3 separate regions of the Mus musculus genome follow, and regions 1 and 2 are each linked to region 3. The links are chromatin loops, found by intact Hi-C in ENCODE. Cell type or tissue: left cerebral cortex. All regions are shown on one strand.

Region 1 (8,000 bases), 210 kb after region 3:
GGTGGGTGTTTCAGACAGAGACCTGCGGGGCTCATGAAACGCAGCATCTTAGGCTCCAACAGTATCTGGGCATGCCATGCACTTTAGGATCTGATGAACATCCTGCCAGGTGACCACTGGGCCAAGGCACTCCTCTCATACCTCTCCTACCTTGGCAGGTCCGAGTTCCCAGTGAAAGAAAACATTGGGATCTATCTATAGTAGCTTCAGCTACAGCAGTTTTTCTCCAAGAGCAGCAGGCTACCCTTCCCTGCACCAGAACAAATTACCCTCAAGAATTTATTAAAAATGTGGATTCTATATATATGGCTACAGAACAACTTAAATGACCCCTCACCAAGGACTCTGGACACTAAATTATAGAAAACTTCTGTACTTCTTGACAAAGTTAAGGGGCTTTACAGAAAGCTATTCGGGAAAGGCTGAAACAGATTTCAACTGAAGCTTCTGTCGTTCATGGTTAGGTGTTTGGGGGACACTCATAGAAATGACCTTATCTCTGCTAATTTTCCTGTTTCATGTCTTAACAGTTTAGTATAGCATCTTGTAATTATATGCTTTTAGAAAGTGTTGAGAATAACAAAGAGCTCTTACAATACCACTAACCTGAGCGGACCACTAATGTCACAGATGCACAATCTGCAGCAGCTGTTCTCAACCTGTGGGTCCTGGTTCCTTTAGGTGTAAAACAACCTTTCACAGGGGTCACCTAAGACCATCTGCTTATCAGATATTTACATTTTGACTCCTAAGAGTAGCAAAGTTGCACTTATGACGTAGCAACAGGAATAGGGGTCATCACAACATGAGGCACTGTATTAAGGGGCGGCAGCATTAGGAAGGTTGCAAACCACTGATCTACAGGTTCTGCATGCCTAACCTGAATGTTGTAAGTCTAATTTCTTAGTGCCATTATAAAGTCTAATTTCTTAGTGCCACTATAATGTCCTAAGTGGACAACTCCACACCTTATCTTACATGACATGTAGTGGTCAATACACAGCTACACCAAAACTAATGTATAAAATTATATTCATTCTATTGTATAATATATATGTATATGTATGTATGTATGTGTGTATATATGTATACACACACACACACACATATATATATGCATATATATATATATATATATTTGGCTTTTGTGGTTAGATGTGGATCTCATTGTGTATATGCAGATTAAGTCCCAATATTCAGACATTCAAAATACTTCTGATTCCCAGTGTTTCAGAGAAGGAAGTCAATTTGTAGTTCTTAGTTTCTTAAAAAAAATTCTGTAGAAGCATTTTCCTATAACTTGAAAAGTTATTAAAGTCATTACTATGTAATGACATCATAGTGCTTCTATATAATCATACTTTAATTCATTTACTACACCCTCATCATTGTTATCTATGTCTACTTTTTCATTCTAATTAATGCAAAAATAACTACCTTTACTCGTCTCTCTAGTTACTTTCTAGAAAAGGTCTCTAACTTAAAAAAAAAATGGAGATGAATTTTAAGGTACTTGAAATACAGTGCCAAGTTGTTCCTTCCTTCATTTGGACATTGATTGCTGTTGTTGTTATTATTATTATTTAAAATAAACAACAAACACCTGCCTGTCTGAGAGGCAAGAATGTAGACACAGCCTGTCAGTGCTAGATGAGACCAAGAAGCCAAGTCAGGAGCCATGAGACTGGAATGGGACTAGGACCATCTCACTGGCATGTCTAGGATTAACACCAGAAAGGTGGTGAGAATATAAAGCTAAACACCCTCTGTGCCTACGTACAGGACGACTTGATCTGTGCAGCACTTGCACATGAAAACTATTCATGGTGCTATATGTTTGTTTTGTTTTTTTGTTTTTTGTTTGTTTTTTGAAACAGGGTTTCTCTGTGTAGCCCTGACTGTCCTGGAACTCACTCTGTAGACCAGGCTGGCCTCGAACTCAGAAATCCACCTGCCTCTGCCTCCCAAGTTCTGGGATTAAAGGCATGGGCCACCACGCCAGGCTATATGTTTGTTTTAAGTGAGTGAATGTTACTACTATATTAAACTCTAACTACTTGCACTGGCATCTGAAGGTCATATTTGTACTCCCTTACAAAACCATGTCTAAAACTCTACATTAAGTTTCATTAGCAATTCTAGCAATAAATGTCTAATCCCCTTCACATCAAACACCTTCTACCCTTCTAGTTCAGTCGGCTTCAAACTCTCTTATGATCCACAATCCCTAAGAACAAATACAGGCTAGTATCTGAGCATGTGTGTATGCGTGCACATACACACACGTGCGCATATATATATATATATATATATATATATATAAACTGAAGCAATATTCATAACTTAGTACTTGTCATATCAGAGACAGAACATTTGATATTGTGCATTCCAGTCTACACTCCTCTACTTAAGAGAGATACATCTAATATACATTTTAAATCAAATACTCAGTGATTTGGGAGTTAAAAAGCTCAACAGTATCAGACCATAAATTTGGGATTATAGCCGGATGTGGTGTCGCACACCTTTAATCCCAGAACTTGGGAGGCAGAGGCAGGCAGATTTCTTCGTTCGTGGCCAGCCTGGTCTACAGAGTGAATTCCAGGACAGCCAGGGCTATACAGAGAAACCCTGTCTCAAAAAAACAAAAAAATATAAAAAATAAAAATTTGGGATTATGGAATATGATGAGAGTCATATATACTATAGTTTAAGGTAAACATAAACAAATACACAAAGGGATTTCGATGTACTCAATCAGTACAATAAAATAAAAAAAATGAAGGATAATTATAAGATGGTATCTCATATAAATAGTACTAGAGTCTACAACAATTGAATACAATGAACTTTTAAGATATTTAACAATATTCACATTTATGAACTCAAAGCAAGAAAAGAATGATGTGCCTGGGGAAGGGGGTGGGGGGTAATCAACTCAGGCAGAAAGACTGCCACAAGTTCAAAGCAAACCTGGGTGGGGACATGGTGAGCTTCACACCAGGCTGGAATACAGTGTGAGACCTAGTCTCAAACATACACACCACCACCACCAAACAACACAAGCAAACAAACAAAAATGACAAAGAAAGAACATATATCTTATAGTCAACCGGATAATAAGAGATCCACGGTGTTGAAAACTTCCAGTCTATTGCCAGCAAGTATTCTTTTTTTTGTTTTGTTTTGTTTTGTTTTTTCGAGACAGGGTTTCTCTGTGTAGCCCTGGCTGTCCTGGAACTCACTCTGTAGACCAGGCTGGCCTCTGCCTCCCAAGTGCTGGGATTAAAGGCGTGTGCCACCACTGCTAGGCAAGTTTTCTTAAACATTTTCATTTGTCCCTTTAAAAAAAAAGTGGAAAAATTAGTTCTTAGCCATCTATGTAACTAACATTCTGCTAATCTACTCCTTCAGCCTATACATCACCCAGGTTATGTAACTCCTTCCAAAGTCCTTCTATGTTAACCAGTAAGCAAACAGATAATCCTGCCTCTGCAATGTGCCCATCTCCACCTCCACTGCTTCCACATCCTCTCATAAGCAACCTAGTTGGAAGCAGTCCACTTCTCAGCTATACTTGATGGCTCCCTACATGAAGGACATGAGCAAAAGCACTCATCTTATTACCAACAGCAGTTTCCGATCTGAGGTCTTTGAGGATCCGGACAAGTGAAGCTCTGAGACACAGTTCAAATGAAATCTTTCTCTGGAAACTGCAGAGCTCTCTGATGATAGTTGAGATACTACCCTTGTTTATCCCACACTGATCAGCAGGAAGAGCTAGGCTTACTCTGTGTTTATATTACACTATGATTAAAAGCACAGTTACACAATGAGTTTACAGAAACAGTTTCCTGAAATATCTTCCCTCAAACTATCTTAAATCCAATAGATCCCCAGAACCTAGTGCTTTCGAACTCAAACACCCCAAACTAACTACATGTCTTGAAAAAAATCACCATGTTCTTCTAACTGCCTGTACCAATAACTGCCTTTTGTCTTTGTTGTCGTTGCTGTTGTCTGATTCAAGATCAAGGGAGTATGCAAGCAGAGAATTCCAACAAGGATCCCTAAACCCAAATCTACAGGCTTCAGTAGACTTTGCACCAAAACACCCTTGGGACCTGTGGATAAGTCTAGTCATCAAAATGACTGCGAGAAATTACACATCGTAAGAACTGTCACCTCTAACACTTTCCTCCACATAAAAGGGAAAAGGTAAGTCATACCTATGTAGTCTCTAGGAAGATTCATCTCCAGAAAGAGCTGGTAAGCTCCAATCACCACCATGAAAGACCAGAGAAGAATGGCCATCTGTCAAGGAAATAGCGAAGCAGCAAGCTATACTGTGGCTCACAGGTTGACAGACCTGGTACAGGGCTTGCTCAAAGGAACAGCTTACACACAATTCTCAACTCTACGTGAGCATATATACACACTAGAACATTCCTGCAAACTACTCGAGTCGCAATGACATTTTTAACCAAGGCTGGACTGTAGCATCAGCCCAAGACAAGATTGGACTCTACTACAGCTCAAGAGCTTTTTGTGAGCAAAGAAGATATCCTTCATTCTATGGAACTTTACCACATACTCACACTGCCTAAGGAAATGTACTAGCAAGAATTTCTAACTTGCTTCATGGAAGTAGGATGAGTTCCACCAAAACGGCATTAACAATTAAAATCAAAGTTTAAGGTCTAAAAACCATCATTTCTGTTTGACTATAAGAAAGAAAAGAAATTCTTAGCTATAAGGAGGAAGAAACAACAAAATTATAATAGTTGATTATGTCCCTGGTGTGGCCTACCCAATAACCATTGATGTGTGCATACTTGACTGCTAACATTCAGTCTCCTTTCCTATTTCTGTAGCAGATTTCCTCTACTAAAGAAGAATCATGGAGTCATATTGCTTGGCATGTAAGATGAGTCTTTAGATTAGCATTGTGACTTTCTATCGTAGTCAGAGCATACGAGAACCAATGGTCACTACTACTGAGACTTTAGAGGAAAATATAAATCATTGTTCTGGGTACTTATGAAAAAGAGCAATAAGTTATCATCTCATATGGCATCTTTACTCACATCCCTTCCCTCAGGGTTACACACAAAAACTGGTAGATTCAGCAAAAGCTTTGGACCAGGAGTCCAGGAGGATGACAGTAACAGAATATTGCATTTAGTCACCAGAGGATGCATACAAAACCTTGGCAGTAACATATAGTCACTGTTTTTTATCTCACTCAAAGTCGTGTCACTGAATCAAGAGAAAGGAGTCATTATGAACACAGTTTTAAGACGAGGCATTTTTGACTAAACACATTTCACACTTCACAAATCCTCAGGGTTTGAAGGGGGGTCAATGATTTCATCCACTCATCACTAAACACTAGAGGCATGGGCCTGGAAGAAATCCTCCTGGCTAAACACTACATTTCCACTAGCTTTCTACAATGAGCCCCCGAGCAGAAGCAAAGGAACTGACATGCTCTATACTCAGCTAAACTGTTTCAATGCGTACACTGATGCCAGTACAGTGATGGGTGTTTCCCAGGAGGCATTTAATAAGGAGAAGGAGGGAGGGAGGGAAAGAGAAAGAGAGGAAAAAAGAGAGAGAGAAAGAAGGAGGAGAACGAGGAAGAGGAGGAGGAGGAGGAGGAGGAGGAGGAGAAGGAGGAGGAGGAGGTTGGGCAGCACTGTTATACAAGCTAAGGAGGAATGCAGCATCAGGCAAGTGGCAGAGGGAGACTGTGGGGAGGACCAACAAGTTAAGGGAAAAAACAGAAAAGTCACAGTTAAAGGAGAACAGGAAGTGAAGAAAGAAAAAATAGAATAAAGAGACTATGCATGAAGGTGAAGAAGCTCTGATACCAAAAGCAAGACACATACCCAGCATGCACAGCATGGGATACTACATCTCAAGCAAACTCAAGATGAGCATTCAATCAAGACACGGGTGAGAAACTCGGCTCAGAGACAGCAGTGAAGTAAGGTAGGGATGGGGAAAAGTGGTTATGCCTGGGCACCATTCATTATGCTAATGGAAAGATAAAATATTAGAATTCCTAGTGTTAAAACCAAAAGGATCAGAAGAAGCATAAAACAAGCTGGGCATGTGCCTACAATCCTACTACTCTGAAGCAACGGCAGGAGGTCATGAGTGTGAGGCCAGGATATTCTCACGCCCTCTTCTGGCCTCCATGGACACTGCACACATGGTGAATAAATATACATATAGACAAAACATCCATACACATAAGAACAATATAAACTAGAATTTTTGGAAAAAAATGAACATATACTATCAGTAGTCTCAAAAAAAAACAAAGTGCCCAGGAAACTTTTACCTTGAAAAGTAATACAAAATATATTATATATTGAAGTTTTTAACATTTTCTTCCATGCTGGAACTCTTCCAAGTGAGTTTTATGTCAAGGTGGCATAAATTCATGAGCAAATTTAAAAACAAAAACAAAAGGACAGGATACTGTTTTGCGTGCTGTGTAAAGATTATCCTGTATTACATGATACCTTCTCTGTCCCCATGTTCTTTCAATTTGCACACAGCATTGTAATGCTTATCTCGTTTCCTGTCTCAAGTTTGTGTAAACAATGCTTACCATTTATTCTCTGTCTTGTCAATAAAAGTGGATCAGCCAATGGCTGAGGGAAGAGAAAATAAGGTGGAACTTCCGCCAGCTAGGGGAAGAGGAAGAGAGAGAGAGAACATAAAACAGATTGAGGCAAGGGCAAGAGGATAGATCATGGGAAAATACATCTAAAGCCCAGAGAGTCAAACCAGAACTAAAATGTAAGGATCTCAGGGGTTTTGGCAGGGAGGTGCCAGGTTAGCTTAGAAGATTAAAATAGATCAGTGGCTGCCCAAGTACTTCAGTAAAGCTTGATTAAATCAATCTTGGTCTCTCTGTGTCATTATTGGGAAACTATCTAGACTAAAGATAATCAGCTGCTGTATTACTGCATACATTTATATTTGTATTAATTGTTATACTAAAATAATTATGGACATTTCTATGATCACCAGCAGTTAACTCACTTTAAAATGGTAATCAAGTTCTCTCATTAAGACAAAAGTCTTACAAAATGTTCCATTTTAACAAAAGAATTACCAATTACAACACAGGCTTACTCCAAGACATATCTAGGGCATAACACACAATGGAACTAAGAACTGAACATGACCTGGATTTCAACAACATAGTGTTTGACATACAAAGCAACTGACACAGAATCCTGCCACCTCAGCATAACCCTTCTCAAGAAATCTGGCCATTTTGAAGGGTTAAAAAAAGAGGGGGGTGAAGGGAGAGAGAAATAAAAGAAGCTATCCTCCATGGAAGTGGGAGGGCAGCTCACTGGGAAGAACCTGTTTAACAAGAGTGGAAGGGAGTGGAAGCAGTGTAACGAGGGTGAAGTGGACATGGACAAAGTACACCATCTACACATGTGAAACATGTGAATTGTTTAAATTCTGAATGGAAACTATTCTAAATGTCTAGAGTCACTGTAATTAAATTTAAGAAATAGATAAAAATTCCCAGTGAATGAAAATAATGAAATTTATAAAAATGGATAGTTTTATGCTAGAGTCCTACTGTTTATTCAGCTTCGGTGATTTCTGGAATACTACTCTTAACTTTTTGAAATCATATTATCTGATTTTAATCAGAATATAATTGGTCTACTATCTAACAGAACTGTGGACCAAATACTTGGGTAACTAATAAAAGCCAGTTTTCTCGGAGCTATATTTCAAATTCCTTCCAAAGAAATATATAACTAAAGGCCCGAGTTTGAGTGGGAGCTGCATCTGTAAGCTAAGTAGGCCAAAATTCAGCCTAATAGCTCATCTCACTTGACAAGCAGGTTAAGAATAATTGTGATGGGCCGGGCTGTGGTGGCACACACCTTTAATCCCAGCACTTGGGAGGCAGAGGCAGGCGGATTTCTGAGGCCAGCCTGGTCTACAGAGTGAGT
Region 2 (8,000 bases), 120 kb before region 3:
CAATCAGACCTTCTTAGACCTAGGACAGATCACCTGAACACCAGCAACAACTCAGCTACATCCCCAGCCCAATTCTACATTGTCATTCACCCGTAACTCCACCCATTTGGTTCTATTCCTAACACTGCTGACCCTGAACGTGAAATACACACCAAAATAGAAAGACCTTAAAGATCTTAGTTTTCAAACAGTCCTAAGCTCCTCTTCATAAGCTCTTGTGTAGCCCCCTCCCCTCCCCTGCAAACACACACACACACACACACACACGCACACGAACACGCACACACACATACACACACACATACACACACACACACACACACACACACGCACGCACACGAACACGCACACACACATACACACACACATACACACACACACACACACACACGCACGCACACGAACACGCACACACACATACACACACACATACACACACACACACACACACACACAACTCTCTGATTTTTCAGTTTGTTTCTTCTCTCTTGGTCTCTCGTGAGTTTCTCCTTCTGTTCTCAGCGCTGTTGCTAGGACTGGGGACAGGTTAGAGCAGCAGTTGTCCCAAGCTTTCACTAAATGCTTCACGGTAATTTCAGGATAAGCTAGACACTGTGGCAGACACCTGTGGTTCCAACACTGAGGAGGCTGAGGCAGGAGGATCATTTGAGCATACACAATAAAGACAGGCTGGGCAACACAGTGAGATCCTGACACGTACATGAAGAATTTAAAAACCTGCAGAAGAGGAGAGTCGGTCATAATGTAGGGATGTGGGTTGGGGGTGTGGAATGAATGGGAGACAACAGAAGTCAGATAATTCTAGTTTCTCACTACTGGGGAAATTGATGTGAATAAGGAGGACTTCCAGACTATCCCAGGGTGAGAGTTCTGTGGGGACAAACTGCTTTGGGGTATTGGCTCTGGAAAAAGCAAGAAAAAGGCATAATTTTTGTGGATAAAACTGTGTTTTTGTATAGTGTCTTAGGATTAGTGATTCATCATCGAAGGAGGTCAGAACAGGAACTTAAACAGGGTAAGAATCTGGAGGCAGGAACTGATGCAGAGGCCATAGAGGATGCTGCTTACTGGCCTACTTGCTCAGCCTGTTTCTTCCTTCCTTCCTTCCTTCCTTCCTTCCTTCCTTCCTTCCTTCCTTCCTTCCTCCCTCCCTCCCTCCCTCCCTCCCTCTCCCTCTCTCTCTCTCTCTCTCTCTCTCTCTCTCTCTCTCTCTCTCTCTCTCTCTCTCTCTCTCTCTCTCTCTCTTTCTTTTTTTAAAATAGAACTCAGGAGCAGCAGCCCAGGGATGGAACTACCTACAGTGGGTTAGGCCTTCCCCCATCAGTCGCTGATTAAGAAAATGTCTTACAGCTGGATCTTATGGAGACATTTCCTCAATTGAGATTCCCTCCTTTCAGATGACTCTAGGTTGTACATCAAGTTGACATAAGACTAGTGTGGACTCTTCACAAAGCAGATTGTCCTACGAAGTGTGTGAAGCCCTAAGCAAGACGGAGCGCTCACCAGGGACCCTTAGAGTCTTGTCTACAGAGTAACTCTACCCAGAAGAATACTCTTTGGCCTTTAACTGCAACCCCTTTCTTGAGCAGGACTCATTTATTAGAATGTAGAGTTCCTAACAATCACACAAGCCAAATTTAAAAAGTAAATGTTTATTTACCAACCTAACACACACACACACCAAATTTTTCCTGTTTTATCTCCAGATCCCTGTCTGATACAGCATCTTTATACCTTATATCCTTATGAGTTTGAGACACAACGGTTGTATTTGCCTTTCCTAATTAGCACTGTAAGGAGGGTTGTGGGCCAAAGGACCAGGAACACAAGGTCAGAAGTTAGTGGGTATGACTGAAGTGGTGCGCTTCTCCTGGCTGTCTTCTGGACAGGGCACACGAGCACCAGAAACAACTACTGACTACAGCCTTGCCAAATGCTGGTATGGTGATCTACTGCCGCTCGCTCTGGGCTTAGAATAACACGTTTATTCTTTTACATCTTTTATATTTATGGGTAGGATTCAAATAGTAAGACATCCATGTTAAGATTGGTGTGACGGTTAATACTGACAGGTAACGTATTGGGACTTAGACTTGCTCAAGAGACGAACTTCCGGGAATAGCTGTGAGGAATTATCTACTTCAAATTGAGGAGGAAGATCCAAAATAAATGTGGGAAACACCATTCCAGGGGCTGGAGTCCCAGACTACACCAATGGCAAAAGCCAGCTGAGTACCAGCATGCATCTTTCTCTCTGATTTCTGACTCCTGATGGATGTGATGTGGCCAGCTGCCTCCGGCTCGCTCCGGCTCCGGCTCCGGCTCCGGCTCCGGCTCCGGCTCCGGCTCCGGCTCCGGCTCCGGCTCCGGCTCCGGCTCCGGCTCCGGCTCCGGCTCCGGCTCCGGCTCTTAAGCAAGTCTAAGTTCCAAGACGTTACCTGCCAGTATTAACCGTCACACCAGTCTTGTCATGGACGTCTTACTATTTGAATCCTACAGTCAAGCCTTCCCTGTCATGATGGAACTCTAAACCAAAATACCGCCGCCCCCCTCTCCCCCCCCCCCCCCGCCAAAAAAAAAAGTTGCTGCTGCTGCTTCATCTTCTTTTTTCTTTTTAAGTCTGGCTGCCCTAGAACTATGTAGACCAGGCTGGCCTCAAACTCACAGTGATCCACTTGACTCTGCCTCCTCACTGCTGGGATTAAAGATGGTGCACCATCAGGACCGTTTTCTAAATTGCTTCTTGCCAGGTGTTCGGTCACCCGTCACAAGGGGGTGAATAAGTAATGTAACTAGTGTGGTAGCTCGGGCTTGCAGTCTTAGCACAGGGATCCTGAAGGAGGAGGAGTATGAGTTCAAGGCCAGCCTGGACTGAGAGTGGGTTTGCGGCCAGCTATCATTTGTATTCCAGATAGTGTCGTTTTAGTATCAGTTTGTGTCCTCAACTGGCTCAATACAGTTTGAAGAATCAGTCATTCCTGATGCTTTTTCTTTTACTCAAAAATTATTTTATCGTGTACACTAGAGAGTTTATGTCACTAGAGCAGAGGCTGTGGACAACTCACATTTCCAGTTGGGTGGGAGTACCTACCCACTTTAGTCCTGTAGTGGCCAACCAGTGAATTCTGCTTTCTGTCAGAGTCAGGTGCATTTAGCATTCTTATCGTCTCTGTTCTTCTCAAGATGCTTTCAGGCCGGAACTGCTTTCTTAGTCAAACGGTCGAGGTCCCCTGGGAGATCGGGGGCGGGGGTGGGGGGTGGGGGGGGGAAGGCCTTTGGACTTCAGGATTCTTAAGATTTTACTACCAGTCACAAGACAGACCCGTGCCACACCGTGAGAGTTCCTCAGGCTCACACCTATTTGGGAGGGAGTCAGACCAGTTTGTAAATCCATTTCTTCACTTTAGCCACATGGACGCTGTGGCCGTGGGGCAGTGCTGACTGGGACAGGCCCTTCCTGGGAGCGTGCATGTGACCCATGATAGCGGAGGTCTCACTCCTAATGCTTTTTATCTTGGGTAACATGAAAGAAACTTGCTTTTTTGGTGTATTTTAGTTTGGATACTCGGGAGGTGGCTAAGCACTGCTTGGTCTAAACAGAAGAAGTTGGTTGTGACTCAGTTCTGTTGCTCAGCTCAACAGTTGGTCTTTGGAAGTCTATAACGTCATCCAGCCAGCCACCAGCCTGAGCCTGACTGGATGGCTAAAAGGACTCAGTTTTGGCTCACTTGCTCTTGCCTTGAGAGCAGACCCCCAGGGAACTCACCCACTCTGAGGTACAAGGACTCCAAACTGATTCTTAACACTTGGTCTAGAGTTCAAAAACATTTCTCATCTTTATTCCAAGAACATTTTACTGTACATATATTTTTTTATTTGCTCCTCCTCCCCCCCCCCCCACACACACTCTGGGAACCTCGTCATTTATCCTTGTAGTTAGGATTATATTGGATTCCATCAATCCAGCACTCCTCCTTGAGGTGGCTCAGGAACTCTTCAAGCTTTGCCAGGGATCTTTGGGTCTATCACTCCATTGTCTGCTGCTGCCTTCTGCTCTTCTTCTCTTTAAATCTGGACACCACCTCTACAGGAAATTCAGTTTACTCCTTTTCAGCATCAAGTGAATCGTCAGGATGGCAAAAGAGGCCAACAGCGTCAGTGCCCCCGTCACTGTGTAAGTCAGCCCCAAGAAAAGGCCTCCTCCCCCGATCCATGTCAGAGTGGAAAGGACAATGGACTTTTCTCCTTGGAACATGGTTACTGGAAAGTCTAAGAAGATCTGTTAAGGACCTGGCTCAGTATTTGTCATTTATACCATAGCATATGCAAACACACTAAATTAAGTTATATAAAATTGATCTTTTTCACAGACAAAAGAAAACCAACCCAGGTGATTATTCTGTTTCATGTGTTTCCACGCAGTCAAATAAAACTCTATCTTGCTAGAATAAAATTAGTCATAACAAGGCTCTCTTCAACATAGCTGTAGTGTAGAGAGAAGATGTGGACACAAATAGATCTGGGTGACTTGTCAATAGCTGGCTAGTGAACAGATAATCTAATTCCCTTTGATGAGTCCAAGGTAGCACAAAGGATAGAGACAGCGTTCGTTCACAGCAAACCTGAGGCTTTATTCGTGAACCAGAAGACTCAGAAAAGGCCAAGTTCCTTAACTGGATAAGGCTTGAGTCCCTTCAACAGAGAAAATTCCTTCCGAGGAGTAAGAACAATAAATAAAGCCTCAGGATGAACACAGAAACATTTTTTGGTGAGAACTCTAAATCTAAAAGCAGGGTGCTTGTCATGGTTTTGAAAAGTCAGTGTCCTGTTGCCTGTGAGAAAGTGTTTGAAGTGGGCTTGCTATGTAGCATTGTAATGATATCATCTTCATGGGGCTTGTGGCCTGAGGGTTTTGAACATCTGGTGCCTTTTGTAAATGAAACTAATAAACAAACAAAGCCTTCTCATAGCAACACAGACGACAGAGGCATTTCCCAGCCAAGCCCTTAAAGGGCTTCCAATCTCTTGGCAATGAACTATTTAAAGGCACAAGGAACTATGTTAGGAACAAACCTCTCTCTCTCTCTCTCTCTCTCTCTCTCTCTCTCTCTCTCTCTCTCTCTCTCTCCCTTCATTATCACTTGGTCTTTTATCTTCCAGTGCTGCCTTACCTGTGTTCTCTCCTAGATCAGCTGAAAGAGTCCTATCCTCACCTCCAGACCCCCCCTTTTCCCTTCCAGTAGGAGAGAGTGATGCTGCAGGCCAGGTTTACTTCTTAAGCCATCACACAGGGGGAGTGCAAGCAGGGGGTGACACTCAGCATTGAAGCTGTGTACAATCAGCTTCCAATCAGCGGCCAAGTGTGGCTGTTAGCAGAATCATGGAGGAGACTTAGCATGTCCAGAGAGGAGAATAGAAACAGTGTATCGCTTTTAGGGTATGGCTTCCTTTCGTCATTCCCATCCCAGACTCATTACAGCCAAGGGAGAGGGCAGCATTGTTCAGTCTGTGCCATCTCTCCTCTACTTTACTGTTATGGTCGACACAGGTCTGTGGGGTCAGGAGATTCAACTTGAGAGACAGTCACCAGGCAACGTTCTATCCCTGTTTTAAAGCAACCACTGCAAGAGAAAGCAAAGGTGGATAGGACAGGGATGTCAGTCAGCAGGGATCCCACAGAGGAGCAGCTCTACTTTCCCATTGGAGAGTTCTACAAACCTGCTCTAGGAGAGAGAAGAAATGGAGGAGAGAGAGAAGAAATTTCACACTGTGGTTTTCTATCCCGGGACTAGGGAGAGAGTTTAGGGGAAGAACATTTGCTCAGTCCTGGGGGAAAAGAGAAACAGGAGTTTCTCATTCAACCTCACTGGGAGCTAGGGAGACTACACAAGTGAACAGTCCGTGTGGAGCAGCTCTGGCCTGCTGGGTGTCCTCTAGAACAATCTCAGCCAGTAACCCTGGCATGCTGTAAGAGGTGCGCGTGCTTAACTGGGTGGCTGATTCAAAGCTGAGTGTGAGCCTGCCTAAGAAATCTACCTGCTTTGGAGACATGAGCTCTGAAGACCACAGTTAATATAAATTACGTGTAAATTTATAACTTCTTAAAGATAAGGCTTAGTTACACTTTATAGTTAAATCTACGTTTTTTTTTTTTTAAATCAAGAGTCACATTTGTATTTTTGAATTTGAAGGGAAAAAAAATCACAATCTGTTATTCAAACATATGTCTCCTAACTTGGCCCATATGTCTGTTACTAAGACATCAACTCCCACTGGCTGGCTCTGATCCGAAGAGAGGAAGAGTACACATGTGGAGCGCACAGCTCACAGCATTCCTGGCAGGGCCTGAGCCAAGCTGTCCGTAGCCACACAGTGAAGTCTTCATCGAGCAAGCCATTGCTTGCTGGCTCGTCTGTATCTGGTTCATAGGTAGGGTTGGCCACGGACAGAAGCTTCACCCTTCCTGGGGTGGTAAGCGGGGGAGATGGGTTTCCTTCGCTCTAACACACTTCTGTCTAAAAGTTCTATCGTCTCTGTCAGTTTCTGCTATTCCAGTCTACCCTCCAAGTGTACTCTTACTATCCCCTCCCCTCTAATTTCTTAACTCCCTCATCTCATTCCACTCTATACGACAGTGCCTTACCCCAATGCTTTAGATGTCTAGGCTCTACCATTTATTGGTCTTTCTTGAGGACAAATTATTCCTCTATTTAACCATACCTGACAGTGCTACTGGCTGCTGGTCCTTAAAAAAACAAAACAAAACACCAAAAGACATATTAAGTATCTAATCCGGACACAGTTACATGATGATATTTGATAGTGGACCCTGTATTTGCCACTTCTGCACACTGTTTTGGCTGAAGGTATTTGAAAGTCATTAAGGACAAGGAGGACACACTCCCCTTCCACTCTCTCCTGAAAATGTAGCGGGAGATGACAAATGGCCTCAGACATGTGAAGACAGACTTTCAGTCAGGTGTGGGGATAAACATCTTTAATCTTAGCACTTGGGAGACAGAGGCAAGAGGTTAGGGCCAGCCTGGTCTACAGAGGGAGTTCTAGGACAGCCAGGGTTACATAGTGAGACTCTGTCACAAAAAAAAAAAAAGAAAGAAAAAAAAGAAGGAAGTAAGGAAGGAAGGAAGGAAGGAAGGAAAGAAAGAAAGAACGAAAGAAAGAAAGAAAAGGAAAGGAAAGAAAAGAAGGAAGGAAGAAAAAGGAAGGAAAAAAGAAAGGGAAGGAAGGAAAAAAGGAATTTAAACAAAGAAGTAAGGAAGAAATATTGTTGCCATCAGGAATCTGCACAAACAAATTTGGTCACACCAACCCTCAGGTGTTCTTCCACAATTGATAACTCCTTTTAAAACCAGTATGTAATGTACCCAGTCATCACTTCTTTGGGGCTCCTTTTCTTGGGAGGGTTCCAAAATACAGTAGTGTAATCTATCAAAATTTGCACCTTTTCCCCTGACACCTCAGTCCCAAGCCCCACCCCCAGCCCCCTGAATGGAAGGGGCGGTGCTTTCCCCTCGCGGGCATTCCTACAAGACAAGCTGTTTCACAGTGTTCCACCTATCTGCTGGGAGGACACACACAGAATAAAAGAATTCTACAACTAGTAGCCAGATTTTGCCTTCACTCGGAGGAAGGGGCGTGGCATAGGAGGATACTGTAGGAGATGCTCAAACTGTAGTTACCAGCAGGTAAGCCTTCAGCGAAGGCGTGCACGCGCTTCAGTCGGCGGTACAGTTTTTTGAAAGTGGGAAAGGCAGCCGTCCGCATCCACACAATGAAGTCCTCATTGAGAAAGCCATTGTTCCCTGGGTCATCTAGATCCAGTTCATAGATAGGTTTGGCCCAGTGCAGAGGCTTCGAACTTCCTGTGGCGGGCGGGGGATGAGGAATAGGACAGAGAAGAGTCAGTTCGCCCTTCAGTTTCCCCAACGAGAAAGAACTGCATTCCCAATGAAAGAGAA
Region 3 (8,000 bases):
TCCATTTCAGATCCAAACCATAAAAACTTCCCACTATTAAACTGAAAACGCCCATGAAGGAGTCTAAGGCATCGACACACTGATACTCCATGACAGATGTTCATGGTCAGTAAACTTTGAGAAGCCCTTTATGAAAGGACCCAGGGAAAGTCACAGCCACAGTCTGCTCCCGGCTGCCCTAAGCTAGGAGTGAGAGCTTTAAGAACAATGGCTAGCATACTTCAGCAGCGAGGAACATTAAAAGAGCCCATAAAGCTAAGGGTTGGGACACTTAATCGCTTTGGTGGTGAACTTAATTTCTCACATTGTAAAGTCTGAATGTCTTGCTCCCATCTCCCCAAGCCACTCTTCTTCTCTGAGGGAACTTTTGCTACAGATGGTTTTGTGCATCCACCATTGTTTTAGTTCATGCATTGGAGCCCTGCTTCCTCTGCGTCAGGATGGGAATGAGGGGAGGGTGTTTGGATTATACGGGAAAGAGCCTTTACAAATGGATTCAAGTCTTCTCTCACGGGCGGGCGCGGCTTAGTAACTGTTGCATGCATCTTGCACCGCTCTCTTTTCTGCATGTTCTCTCTCCTCATCAGACCTAGCTGCACAGCTGCAGACCACCCAGTCACGATCCCAAATAAGCCCCTGCCTTGTCCAAGCCTCAGGTATCGGGCGTAACAACAGGAAGTGGGCAATATTCCTCCCTCCTCTTTGGTGACAGGGTTTCTTTCAGGGGTCCCAGCTGATCAAGAACTCAGTATACAGCAGGCTGAGGCTGTCCTTGAACTCACAGACATCCTCCTCCTCCTCTGAGTCTCAAGTGCCTGGATTAAAGGTGGGCACCACCATGCCTGTTGTCCCCCTCCTTTTTTGTTGACTACTTTTCTGTCTTTCTTTCTCCTTCAGTTCCTCCTTTTCTTTCTTCTCAGGGGTGTGAGCTACCACGCTCTGTAAGTGTATTGTACTTTAATAAAAAGAAAGACCCCTCCACATCATCCTTGTGGACAACGTGGGTATGCAAATGCCACAGCACGCATGGAGAGGTCAAAGGGCAACTCTGGAGTCAGTTCTCTTCCCTACCTTGTGAGTTCCAGGGACTGAACTCAGGCCAGACTTGGCAACAAGCAGCTTTTCCCACTGAACCATAAGGTTAGGAGACCAACAATGTGAAGGAATTATAAATTGGCAGTTACCCTACCTGAAAAATTGGGGCTCTCCATGGTCTTATTTTTGTTCAAAAATATGTCTAATGTTTTGGGAATTCATATAATCTCATAAAAATCATAGAACTTCACAGGAAAGAAAAAAACCCAGAAGGTTCTGATTTCATACACTTATGTGGGGTTTTCATTACTAAAAGTGATATGGTTCTAGTAACAATCCAAAGATTAAAAAAAAATCTACCATTCTTTTGCTGACATTTTACAATATCCCTTGTTTTTCCATGAGGTACAATGTAAATTCTTCTACAAAATGATAACAAATACCATTTCAGTTTAATTAAGGACACAAAAATTTTCTAAGGCAATATTCATATGACTACCTAATAAAAGTTTACCAAGTAAATTATAATAAATTAAAGATCCTTGTATGTCATCCTGTGGAGGAGTAAAGATTTTTCATCTTGAATGTAGCCTGGATTTGTGATCATTTTGACCAACAGAGAAAGTGGTGTGTGTGTGTGTGTGTGTGTGTGTGTGTGCGGAATCTTTCTACAGCTTCCAAGTTTAAGCCTGGAAATAGTCTGGGTACTTCAATTTCTGGCCTCTCAGAAGCCAGATACTGTGCTGTAACAAAATCTGTCCTAGACTGTGGATGGCTGAGGGGTTAGGGAAGAGAGACCTTGGATGATGAGGGGTCATTCTGTTATGTTTTAGCATCAACTGAAATATCAACACAATGCCAGAGCTTAGCGTACTATGTGGTCATGAGCCATCTAGCTGGTCCCATTCAGTAAATAATAAACTACGGTTGCTTTATGTCATTAGGCTTTAGAATGGTTTGTTATGCAGCAACACAGAATTAAAACATCCCCCCCTCCCATGTATTAGTCACTGTTCTATGTCTTAGACTCAAGCTGGAGAAAAATTTAGACAAATTTCTGTATTTGCTCTGGATTATTCAACAGGTTTTTACACATAAGTTGATACTAAAGATAATATCAAGATTACAGTGAAAAATCACATTTCTGTAAGATCTTATTTTCCAATATATTTGGAGACTGAAAATTTACTTTCTTTTTTTTTTAAGTTGGGGAGTGAGACTAAATATTTATACCCCTCAATATTATGTGTGTATCTTAAAATGCTGAGACAAAATGGTTATTAAACCAGCATATAAAATACAGCATCTTAAAAAACTCCTCAATTCTACAGATAAGAATAACGTGGTGGTGCACACCTTTAATCCCAGCACTCGGGAGGCAGAGGCAGGCAGATTTCTGAGTTCGAGGCCAGCCTGGTCTACAAAGTGAGTTCCAGAACAGCCAGGGCTACACAGAGAAACCCTGTCTCAAAAAACCAAAAGAAAAAAAAAAAAAGAATAACTTAATACTGTTGGTAAAAGCAATACTTTAAGTTGGCCATCAAACTATCCGAATTCTATTTTAGAGTCAAAATATAAGAAACTAGGTGTTCCTAACCTGTGTTGTAACTCTTCATGAATTCACCTTGCTGTTTTATTTCTGTTCTAAGGTATCATAGTAGAAATGAAGCTTGCCTTGCAATTCACCTACCTTTAATATTACTTTCTTCTTCTTCAGTTGTGTAAACTCTATACATCTGAAAACATATTTTCTTAAGCTGATTGTATGCTATAAGTTCCCTGAAGGCCACATCCAGGCACGTGCGACTAAACATTTTCTTGTTGACAGCTTCTCTTTGAATCTGGTGGTTGTCCTAAGAGATTCAAGTGAGGTGAAAGCATTTCTGCTTCACAGATTACAACAGGGGTTAAAAGGTTTAAAAAAAATTGCAGTCTTTTTCCTAAACATGGCATGCGTCACTGTTTGGGAAGTGAATTCGGGTGTGTGCGGTGTGCTCAGAATGGGAGAGCACATGTGTGTGAACTTCTTACTCTTCCTAAGGTCTTGCTGCTGAATACTAGTGTCTGAGTGCCTATTCTTTCAAAGGATACAAAATTCAAAAGACGGCTGTCTGTGACCTTGAGAGACCCAATGGGAATCTGCAAACAAACTTACGTAAGCGTACCCCGACCAGCCTTGCACTCAAAGGCCCAACTAAGTGGGTGGAAGGAACCTCAAAAGCTTGTCAGGAGCAAGTGGGTGACTGTCGCAACTCCACAAGTCAGATGAGACTTTGTAATGGAAGGGAGATACAGCAAAATGGAGAACTGACGTTGGACGGGCCGCCAGAAGCCCTGGGTAGATGCTGATGTCGGTGCGTACGTATCAAAAAGGAAAGGGACAGCTGGAGTTCTGATTTTGCACCACACACTCTCTCAGGAGGATGCAAAACATCTAAGAACTCGGAACAGAGGGAGCATATGTACCGAGGCAGAGAGGCATATGGCGAGAGTTAAAGCAGACAGAATTCTGCTCACCAGTGATAAAGGGAGGTATTTTTAACTCTGATCGAAATTACTGGCTACAGTTTTAGAGGCAAGATGACTCACAGATATCCTCCCCAGTTATTCACAGGGAGGACAAAACAGTGCACTTACAGGAAGCATAGTTTTTGCCCAGAGCCATGTGGTTAAAGGAAGACTAGGACCAAGAGTTCTACACAGTAGGGGCCTAAGAGACAACACAACACCCCGCCTTCAAAGTGAGGTCTGAAGGCTGCCATCTTGGAATTGCCTGTAGAGCTGACTAGAAATGAAGAATTCTGGGCTCCAGTTCAGGCCCCCAGAATCCTCATGCTCATGAGTGTCAGCCTAAGAAGCTAACAGTTCAAATACTTCCCCACCCCCACCCCCTTATAGTGCAGAGGCAATCAGCCCTAAGCCAGGCACTAACAGATCCTGGTTTCTGTTCCCTTTGTTTTGAAATTCTCTGTATCTGTAAATTGTATCTTTATAGATGAGTTAGTATCACAATATGTGATTGTTTCCTAGTAACTTAACTCATACTCTAGACATGGCTTCACTTGGTTTACGTGTAATAAGGAGGTTAAGATGAAAGAAAACAGAGAAAGAAGTGCAGGAAGAGGAGGAGGAGGAGGTAAAAGGAGTAAGTCAGACAGGCCAGGAGCAGGAGCAAGAATGAGTAAGTAGCCCCTGGACAGGATGACATAACATCCTCACACACTGAGAGACCATTCAGTCTTTTCCACTCTCCCTGCCAAATACATAGATGGAGGGGGGAGAAATACCACTCTAAAAGTAAGTGGCTCAGCAAGCGACCTCTGGCTAATGAGCAAGTTTGGCTTTTCCCATGGGCCTTGCAAGCATTCGCCTTAAAAGAGGAAGGGCTTTGCTTCCCTTGGGTCTTAAGCCTGAGTTTGCCATCTTGGTGGGGATGGATGAGGGACAGGTAAATGCAAATCTCTGGGATATCCCACAAGGACAACAGTACATGGAGCTCTCTTCAAATATTAAGTTACTTCTAAATTTAGTGTGTGTGTCCGTCTGTCTGTCGGTTCATCCCGCAGCGCCAGTTCTGCTTACCAAAAGTGGCCCACTAGGCACTCGCATTCCACGCCCGGCTCCACGCCAGCGAGCCGGGCTTCTTACCCATTTAAAGTTTGAGAATAGGTTGAGATCGTTTCGGCCCCAAGACCTCTAATCATTCGCTTTACCGGATAAAACTGCGTACGTCGGGAAAAGAGCGAGAGCGCCAGCTATCCTGAGGGAAACTTCGGAGGGAACCAGCTACTAGATGGTTCGATTAGTCTTTCGCCCCTATACCCAGGTCGGACGACCGATTTGCACGTCAGGACCGCTACGGACCTCCACCAGAGTTTCCTCTGGCTTCGCTCTGCCCAGGCATAGTTCACCATCTTTCGGGTCCTAACGCGTACGCTCGTGCTCCACCTCCCCGGCGCGGCGGGCGAGACGGGCCGGTGGTGCGCCCTCGGCGGACTGGAGAGGCCTCGGGATCCCACCTCGGGCCCCCGGGCGGGGCCCTTCACCTTCATTGCGCCACGGCGGCTTTCGGACGAGCCCCTGACTCGCGCACGCGTTAGACTCCTTGGTCCGTCTGCCATGGCGTGTGTGTGGAGGTCAGAGGACAACTCTTGGAGTGGATTTTCTCTGGTCACCTGGTGGGATCTGGACACTGAATTCTGGTCATCAGACCTGTGCCAAATTGCCTCTACCCATAAGTGCCACTACCCTTTGAGCCGGTCTTAAATTGCAATTAAATGCAAAATAACTAGCAGAACACAGAAGACCCAGTGCCATTCAGTACTCAAACATATCTCTTTAACCTTTCTCTCCCAGACTTATTGTTTCAACAACTTGAGAATAGCTGGCCAGAGTTCTTAAAGATGTCAACTCTTTTATATTCCTATTCCCTACAATTGTTGGACAACTTTAAAACATTTTGTTGCCGTTTAGTTTCTTTGATTCATAACAAACTCTAATGTCTGTCTTCTTTAGCATTTAACTATCAGCATTAACTATAAAGCATCCAAAGAAAGAGAGACTTTTAAAAGGAAGACCTGAATACAATCCCCAGGACTAGAAAGAAAACGTCTGGGTCTGTGGGGACTGCTCAGCCAGAAAAGCTCACACTGCATGAGCAAGGGGACCCGAGAGTTGTGGGTGGAGGTGGACATGGTGGCCCCCTCTGCAATCCTGGCAATGGGCAGAGGGGAGACCAAGACAGGTGGATCCTCGAAGCTCCCTGGATAGCCAGTCTAGTGTCAGGTTCAGTGAGAGACCCTGTCTCAAAAGACAAGGTGTGGTGCAGTGATCACAGAAAATATTCAACACGGACCTCTTGTCCCAATACGTATGTATATGTGTGGATGGGTGACACACACACACACACACACACACACACACACACACACACACACACACACAGGTTTACTGAGAGTCTGCTATTTGTTAAGTAAACCATGGTTCATTAATGTTGCCTCTTTTAGCAAAAACTGGCTAGGGAGTGCTTCAGGCTGTCCACTTCTGGTTTCAATGGTTTCTATCAACTAATATCCCTGTTGGGGAATCTGGGCTTGTCCCCAAGGCAAACTAAACAAAGAGAAACCAATAAAAACCAACGAAATAAATCATGAAAGATACAGAGGCTATAAACAAAGCTTTATAAGTAGTCACTTTAGAAAAGAAAAATAAAATTATTTGGCATACAAATCGAGATTAAAAAAATAAAAACTAAGCTTCAAAAATGCATATATATATATATTTCTAGGTAAAGTTTGTACTTGTTTTAGGGGAAAAAGGTTTTGGTTCTGTTTTTTAAGCAAGTTGCCGAGCATACTGGCTATGGAACAACTTTGTAAAAAGGATTTCTGGACTGTGATAAGAGATTTTGAGCAAATACTGAAAGGAAGATATATAGATGCATTTAGGTTACATATTAGAGTGGAAAAATTCTTCTGGAAAACAGATTTTAAAGGATATTTAATGCAGAAAGAAGACGGCCCCAATTTTTACTGAAGTCACAGCTCTGAGATCTTGTCATCCCGAGTGCGGTGTGGAAGCTCTGAAGCCACACCTTTGCAGTCTGGTGCAGCCCTGGGAAAGCTGCACAGGGCTCCCGTCTGCCTGCAGGGCTCACAGGGGCTTTCAGATTTAGAGCGCCGCTGCCGCTGCCACTGCTGGGAAACCAGCTCTGAGTCTCTAAGGACCACAGCATATCAGCTGCTTTGGAGGTTACACATCTATAAACAGGATCTGCCTCATAGTTTCCAGTTATGGAGGGGTGGGGGGTTGGGGGGGAAAGCCTGTCCAAACCTTTCACTGTAGTTAACTGTGGAAGACGATCTGCTTTAATACATGCAAGACCGAAAAGGCGGAAGGAGCACCAGTGTGCAAACTGTCGCCCAGGACGGAAACAGGAAAGCCATTACGTCCTCCATGTGTGAGAACACTGGTGTGTAATCGAGGTGGAGAAAGCTAGTTAATGAATGCTGGACTCTAGGGTTTTAATAGGAAAAGGACACAAGCTTAAAAGAGTAGGAAGGTTCTTAATAAAGTCCTCTCTTGCCAAGATCCACACAGGGAACTTCTATGGGAAGTCCTGCAGACCGCCATAGATCCTGCTCTGTGCTGGGATGCGAGCCCTGGCTGCCACAGTAGCAACAACACGAGCTGGGTACTTAGTAGCACTGAAACTCTCTGGCTTTTGAGAAAGGCTGACTGAACACACAGAATGAAGGTACTCATAGAATTCCCACTGGCCAGAGTTCCTTATTCAGCGTTCAGTTGAAAATCTGAAGGAAAAAGACTTCCAGATTTCTTGGTCTTAAACTAAGCCTACCAGTGCCTCTCTCCCCTTTCTGTCCAAATCTTCTAATTTACCACAATTGTACTTAAATGTACACATTGGCTTCATTTGGTCCCAATCCAGCAAATGTTAACGGTCACATAATGGATGGTGAGTGGTTCAGCTTCTGTGGTCGCTGTACCAAAGTAGTCACAGATCGTAGGCTGTTCTACTCTTGACCTACATCCCAAGCTTCTTTTATTTTCTATTTAAAATTTTGTAAGTTATATATTTGTGTGTGTGTGTGTGTGTGTGAGTGTGTGCATTCCACAGAAGGTGTGTGGAGATCAGAGATGACCTGTTCTCTCCATTTAGTTATGTGGGCTCAGGTAGCAAACTCAGATCAGCAGGCTTGGTGGTGAGCGCCTTTACCTGCTGAGCCTAGTTTTGATTTTGAGACTCTCAAAGTGTCTCTCACAGTTAGTTGGCCAAAAGGCCTTGATGTCTTCCTGCTTGGTCTCCTGAATAGTTTGGATTACAGGCCTGCAACTCCAGGCCCAACAGTTCTCTTTTATTCTATGGAAGGGTTCTTCTTGATTAATTAATTAATTAATTAATTATTAATTAACATTATTCCCCCCTCTTCCCAGTACTTCCTCCT

What was found. Peaks named below come from ENCODE experiments on the same cell type or tissue, not always from the same donor. Only the 100,000 strongest peaks of a DNase experiment are listed, where the experiment ranks them.
Region 1: it touches region 3 in a loop (2.4-fold over the local background); 7 of 42 quality-filtered maps call a loop at or near these places.
Region 2: a loop joins it to region 3, with 9 times the contacts of the local background. A loop is called at or near these places in 2 of 42 quality-filtered maps.

The regions. Positions count from the first base shown.
Region 1 is chr16:57,594,003-57,602,002 of GRCm38, forward strand. The region is part of intron 1 of Cmss1 (cms small ribosomal subunit 1); the gene reads right to left. Among named protein-coding and RNA genes, the nearest start is that of Cmss1, 8.9 kb to the right of the region's middle. In left cerebral cortex, no CTCF peak of the experiment used is centred here; a DNase peak (open chromatin) is centred at 3,569.
Region 2 is chr16:57,262,305-57,270,304 of GRCm38, forward strand. It overlaps Tmem30c (transmembrane protein 30C), which reads right to left. Exons shown (of 8, transcript NM_027651.1): 7 at 7,695-7,904; 8 at 3,835-4,290. The coding sequence ends at 4,106. Among named protein-coding and RNA genes, the nearest start is that of Gm26800, 13 kb to the right of the region's middle. In left cerebral cortex, no CTCF peak of the experiment used is centred here; DNase peaks (open chromatin) are centred at 4,871, 6,005 and 6,320; H3K27ac peaks cover 344 bases.
Region 3 is chr16:57,386,528-57,394,527 of GRCm38, forward strand. All of the region lies in intron 1 of Cmss1 (cms small ribosomal subunit 1), which reads right to left. All of the region lies in intron 1 of Filip1l (filamin A interacting protein 1-like), which reads left to right. Among named protein-coding and RNA genes, the nearest start is that of Filip1l, 37 kb to the left of the region's middle. In left cerebral cortex, no CTCF peak of the experiment used is centred here; DNase peaks (open chromatin) are centred at 3,498, 6,709 and 6,966; H3K4me3 peaks cover 300 bases; H3K27ac peaks cover 1,874 bases.